Linked DNA regions of Homo sapiens: region 2 is linked to region 1. A link is an interaction called in ENCODE POLR2A ChIA-PET data of the cell type or tissue named here. Cell type or tissue: GM12878. All regions are shown on one strand. Each heading gives the region's core, and the rest is flanking DNA. Links, peaks and the distances in the headings are about the cores only. Region 1 overlaps WWTR1 (WW domain containing transcription regulator 1). Region 2 has its middle 40 kb from the start of TM4SF1-AS1.

What was found. Peaks named below come from ENCODE experiments on the same cell type or tissue, not always from the same donor. Only the 100,000 strongest peaks of a DNase experiment are listed, where the experiment ranks them.
Region 2: POLR2A ChIA-PET joins it to region 1 with 5 read pairs; 2 of 35 experiments call an interaction of 5 or more read pairs at or near these places.

Annotation. Positions count from the first base shown.
Region 1 is chr3:149,580,035-149,582,955 of GRCh38, forward strand. The region is part of intron 2 of WWTR1 (WW domain containing transcription regulator 1); the gene reads right to left. Among named protein-coding and RNA genes, the nearest start is that of WWTR1-IT1, 70 kb to the right of the region's middle. In GM12878, for the core only: no CTCF peak of the experiment used is centred there; DNase peaks (open chromatin) are centred at 1,424 and 1,946; H3K4me3 peaks cover 1,257 bases; H3K27ac peaks cover 1,993 bases.
Region 2 is chr3:149,416,275-149,419,195 of GRCh38, forward strand. No RefSeq gene overlaps it. Among named protein-coding and RNA genes, the nearest start is that of TM4SF1-AS1, 40 kb to the left of the region's middle. In GM12878, for the core only: no CTCF peak of the experiment used is centred there; a DNase peak (open chromatin) is centred at 1,127.

The sequences.
Region 1 (2,921 bases), core at 238-2,737:
AGACTTATATTAAACTTTTAAAATTTTCCTCAACTGGAATTAGAATACAAGTATGCAAAAGGTGGTTTACTTTCTCGTTGTATGTTGGGGATAAATACTGTTTGCATTTAAATCAAATTAAACATTCTATTAGTGTGATCTTATTTAGATTTCAAGACCTAGGAAATGACATATATCTTACTCATATCTTACATTTCTTTTAGTAGTACCTTTTGTTTTGCCAACGGTACTTAGCTCTGCTAACCAACACCAGAGATGAGTCTTAACCACAAGAACAAAGACAGGGGTGGTATGCACACTTACTAATTCTCCCAGGCCCAGATGCACACTTTCTCCAGGTAGTCCCTCTGCTGTCACCTAAAACCACAATGCAATGGGAGCTGAGCACAGTGGAAGCCCATTGCAGTGGGAGCCCATTGCAGGAGAAACCCCAGGGAGCTCATCACAGAAGGGAGGCCACATCACAGAGGGAGCCCATGACAGTAGAAGCCCCATCGCAGTGGATGCTCAGCTCACCACCCACATCTAAACTAGCAACCCGACCTGATCATGTTTGTAATACTAAGATTAGGTTTTTTGTTTGTTTGTTTGTTTTTGAGACGGAGTTTCGCTCTTGTCACCCAGGCTGGAGTGCAATGGTGCGATCTCAGCTCCCTGCAGCCTCTGCCTTCCGGTTCAGGCAATTCTCCTCCTTTAGCCTCCCAAGTAGCTGGGATTATAGGCGTGTGCCACCACACCTGGCTAACTTTTGTATTTTTAGTAGAGATGGGGTTTCACCATATTGGCCAGGCTGATCTAAACTCTTGACCTCAGGCCATCCACCCGCCTCAGGCTCCCAAAGTGCTGGGATTATAGGCGTGAGCCACCGCGCCTGGCGACAATATTAAGATTAGTAGCCATCCAGTACATTGATCTCCTCTGCTTAACGTTATCAGTCTATTTGCATAATGTGGAGTCGGCTTTTGAACTTCGATATGTTGACAATCAGAAATAAAGTAATAGCTCTTCACATGGTTGAAGAGATACATAGCTTAGGTTTTACTGTATTTCTAGAAACCCTAATCAATCTTCCTCCCACGTTGTCATTCTTTCTACCACCCTAATTAATAATTCTTTGTCCCAAGGCAGCTTTTAAAACACTATTATTGGTTATAATGATTCTTCCATTCTGCCCAAATCCTAAACGGCACCATCTCCTGCTATTTTTAATGCATCAGAATAGAAGATACAAAGAGGTAAAAGTCAAGCTGCCAATGTGCACAGCTGACACATCTATTAGCAAAGCATTCAGAGTTTAAACCCCAAAGCTATTAAAAAAAAAAAAAGACTCATGCCATATAATAAAGGTGACTCTTCACACAGCAGAAATGTGTTAGATGAGAAAGTTCATCCTTCTTTGAAACCACAAAGAATTTATAGTTGAAAGTTTCCGGTCAGATTTTCACTTAAGCAGCTCATCAAACATAGCTGCAGTCTATGACACAGAAATAATAACTGATATATAAATAGGGGATTTTTTTAGGATCCTCTAATAAAAGATGATACAAGACCAGAGAAGTTATTTCAGTGTATGGTTCCGGTCTCTACCATTCACTTGCCAATTCAAAAAATTTCAGCATTCTCTGGAATTCTGAATGAATGGCAGGGATTGTATTTTTAACTACCAGGCTCTAATCCTCGACTTCCCTCACAGACTTGCCAAGAAGTTTCCACTTGTTTAAGTTAGCAGCAGTAGGCACAGCAGCCATGTGAAAGGTCTCCTAGTGCCTCTGCCCTGGCCAGCTGTGGTGATCCATCTCCCTCACGTCCTTCCCACTGAGCACCACCGACTTTTCTGCAGACTCATTCTGTCTGAACCTACTCAGTCAGGCAGAAGCTGAGTCAAGCAAAGCTGCTGTCAGCCCCAAAGAGCAGATGAGCCAAATCAGGACTGTAATACCCGTGGTTCCTGCAGGGATTCATTTACCAGAGTTTTGTCCCTGGGGTGGGAAAAAAAAGTGGCACTGTGAAGTGCCACTTCCCAGAGAAAACCACTTTGGAAGGCTGGTGACTCATCAAGACAGCCCCAGGTGTGACTCAGGAGCCTCACTTCAGAAGGTGAACAGTTCAGTCACTGTGTTAGAGACACCCCGTCATATGCTGCACGCACCCCAACAGCACCCGGCCCTGGCAAGCCTCACTTTGCCTCTGCAAACTGAGCAAAATTCTTGCTTAACCTCATTTTTCCTATTTTGTGAAAACATAAGAAGGAAAAAAAAAAAAGGACTGGGAGTTTCTGTTGCTTGTTTGATTTGGGCCAAGAGCCATATTAAAGAACTTTGGCTGCGTTGCAAACAATTTTATTATTAGTACCAGCATTTTTTTTTCTCCTCTCATGCCAGGATCAATAATGCTATTAAAAAATGTATAGTCCAGACACAGTGGCTCACGCCTGTAATCCTAGCACTTTGGGAGGCTGAGGCAGGAGGATTGCTTGAGCATAGGAGTTCAAGGCCAGCCTGGGCAACATAGGGAGATCTTATCTCTAAAAAAAAAAAAATCAAAATATGAGTCGGGCGTGGTGGTATATGCCTGTGGTCCCAGCTTCTTGGGAGGCTGAAGCGGAAGATTACTTCAGCCTGGGAGGTCGAGGCTGCAGTGAGCCGTGATCATACCACTGCACCCCAGTGTGGGCGGCAGAGCAAAACTCTGTCTCAAAAATAATAATAAAATAAAATAAATAAAAGATGTATAAATCACCTTAAGTTTATTGTGTTGGAACTCCACAACAATGTGAGAGTCTATTTCACGATATTATTTCCAGATGTCAAGTATAAAATATGTACTTGGTAGAGTCTTTATTTCACTTTTCTCCTTTCTCACAAACAAAAACATGGGATGAGAATCAGAAGTAGAGAAAAGATGAGACGCTTTATGAATGG
Region 2 (2,921 bases), core at 188-2,687, 160 kb before region 1:
ATATGTAAGTTCAACATAGCTGGAACACAATGTGGACAAGATGAGGCAGGAGAGGTCATGTACCCATAGATATGTGTGGTCTTTTAGTGTTTGCAAACATGGTCCACTCTAATCCTCAAAACAACCCAAAGAGGGGGTCAAGGCAGGAATAGTCATCTTCATTTTAAAGATGAGCAAACAAAAGTTCACAAGGATTGAATGACTAGTCCAAGCTCAAAAGCTAATTAAAGGTGAAGTCTTGTGACAGTTCCTAGGCTGCTATCTGGATCATTATTAAACTCTTATTTTCTTGATTTCAAGCTAGGTGACAGGAGTATTAAGACCAATCATGTTTTAAAATTTTATTTTTGCATCCCTCACAGTGCAAGTCACCTAGTAGGTGTTCAGTAAATGTGTGCTGATGTTTGCATGAATTGACTCACTTTCTATAACTTAATGAGAAGAGACACAACAAATCATAACCAGGTACAGCAGATATACAGATTCTAAAATACATGGGTTAAAATTAAGTCCTGTTGGAAACCGTTACAGTGTCTCTGCATTGTAGCTAAATAATAGGTACATAAATGATGCTACATCCATACGCTATTATGCAGCCATGACACTGATGTGGATAGAGCTTTATGATATATTAAAGGGGGGAGAGCAAAGTACAAAATAGTGTATTTTAGTATTTTATGGGTTCATATGTATACCAAATTGGGTGGCAGAAGAAGAATAGACTATATTACTTGTTTATATATAGACCATCTCTTAAAGAAAACTCAACAACTGGTAATAGATATTGCCCTGAGGAGGGGAACTGCATGGCGGAGGGATACTGGTAAGAGAGAATTTTATTGTATACCTTTTTGAGCCATTTTATTGTATTATCCATTTTTAAATTATAACAAATTTTAAATATTTTCTATTGGCAGCTCTGATTTCACTGTTTTCTTGTTTTTTTTTTTTCTTAGAGATTTTGATTTCCTATGAGATCTAAACAGAAACTAGTCTTGTAGGCTAGGTTTTGTTTTGTTTTGTTTTTTGCATAGGGTTTAATTTCAAAGGCGGTGGTTTGCTGGTAAATGTTTAACACCTGGCTCCGTAAGTAGTTTCGCTTTGAATATTGGTTGGTATTTTTGTTTATGTTAATGAATAAGATGAAAGTAAAATGAGGAAGATATCTATCAGAACCTCATTCATCAATGATGTGAGCAATTTCTTTGCTAAATTGTGTAATGGTTTTCAAATACCAAAAAAAATTTATTGGTTTTTGTGCTAGTCACAATGTAATAGAGATTTTAAATTATTACCATTTTCTCTATCATGTTCTTAAGTCTAGTCAATCAACAAAATAATAAATTCCACCTTGAGTTTTGTCTTTTGCCAATTTCCATCATGTAAATAGTCCCACCAAGGCTGATTTTGAGCTACCAATGTTACATCACTGGAAGTAGAATTAAGAAGAAACAAAATAACTTTAAAAGCCTAGGTGTTAGTAAAATGTAGTAAAATAATTAGTAAGCAATGAATTTTTACAATGTTTTCAACTTTGTTTTTAATATCATATATTTAATTGAAAGTGTATATTATTTAATTTGTATAACAACCGTGTTTAGCTTTTAAAAACCTAACAAGCAGCTCTTATGAGCCTGCACAAGTAAGCTCCAACACACTCCTGCTCCTGTGGGAGAGAAGGCCACCTTTGGCTGATAGAACATTCCAGAATATTTTCCTACGGTAGGAGCATATTAGGAATGAATTTAAATAAAAGGGTACCAGCATTTAGCTGACAAAGAAGAACCTTCTGACTTTACCCTGAATAAAGAGAAATACTTAATAATTCATGTTGATCACAAATCAAATCTCAACACCAAGCAGTTGAAAGAGCAAGAGGGCAAGAAAGAAAGAAAGACAAGAGAGAGAGAGAGATGCCTTAGTATTCCTTTCAGCTCAAACATTGTAATAATTTAAGGCTTTATATTCCAAGTACTGTCTTTGTACCTCAGACAAGTTACTTGGCCTCTGAGAGTCTTTTCATTTCTTCATCTGTAAAATGGGGAGATATGATTGTGAGAAAAAAAATGATATTGGTGGTTCATCAGAAACAAACCAATGACCATCAGCAGGTGAATGAATAAACAAATTGTGATTAACCATATGATGGACTACTATCCAGCAACAAAGACGAATGGACTCTGGATACACACCACATGGATAAATATCACACTCCTTTAACTTGAGTGAGTTAAAGAAGCCAGACCCAGGCCAGGCGTGGTGGCTCACACCTGTAATCCCGGCACTTTGGGAGGCCAAGGTGGGTGGATCACGAGGTCAGGAGTTTAAGACCAGCCTTACCAACATGGTGAAACCCCGTCTCTACTAAAAATACAAAAATTAGCTGGGCATGGTGGTGTGTGCCTGTAATCCCAGCTACTTGGGAGGCTGAGGCAGGAGAATGCTTGAACCCGGGAGGTGGAGGTTGCAGTGTGCCAAGATCACGCCACTGCACTCCAGCCTGGGCGACAGGGCAAGACTCCATCCCAAAAAAAAAAAAAAAAAGAAGAAAAGAAGAAGAAGAAGAAGAAGAAGAGGAAGAGGAAGAGGAAGAGGCCAAAAAACTGTACATACTGTGTGAATCATTTCTATAAAATTCTAGAAAATGCAAACAAATGTATGGTAACAGAAAGCAAATATATAGTTGCCTGTGGGGAGGAATGGGAAAGAAGGATGACAAAGGAATACAAGGAGACTTTGGGAGGTAATGAAATGTTTGTTATTTTGATTGTGTTGTTGGTTCCATGTATCAAAATTTATCAAATTGTATTCTTTAAATAGTGCAGGTTATTGTATGTCAGTTATACTTCAATAAGCTATAAAAGGTAGGAGAAACCAAAAAGCAGATTTTTACTCCATAATTTTGAGTTCCTAGTGAATCT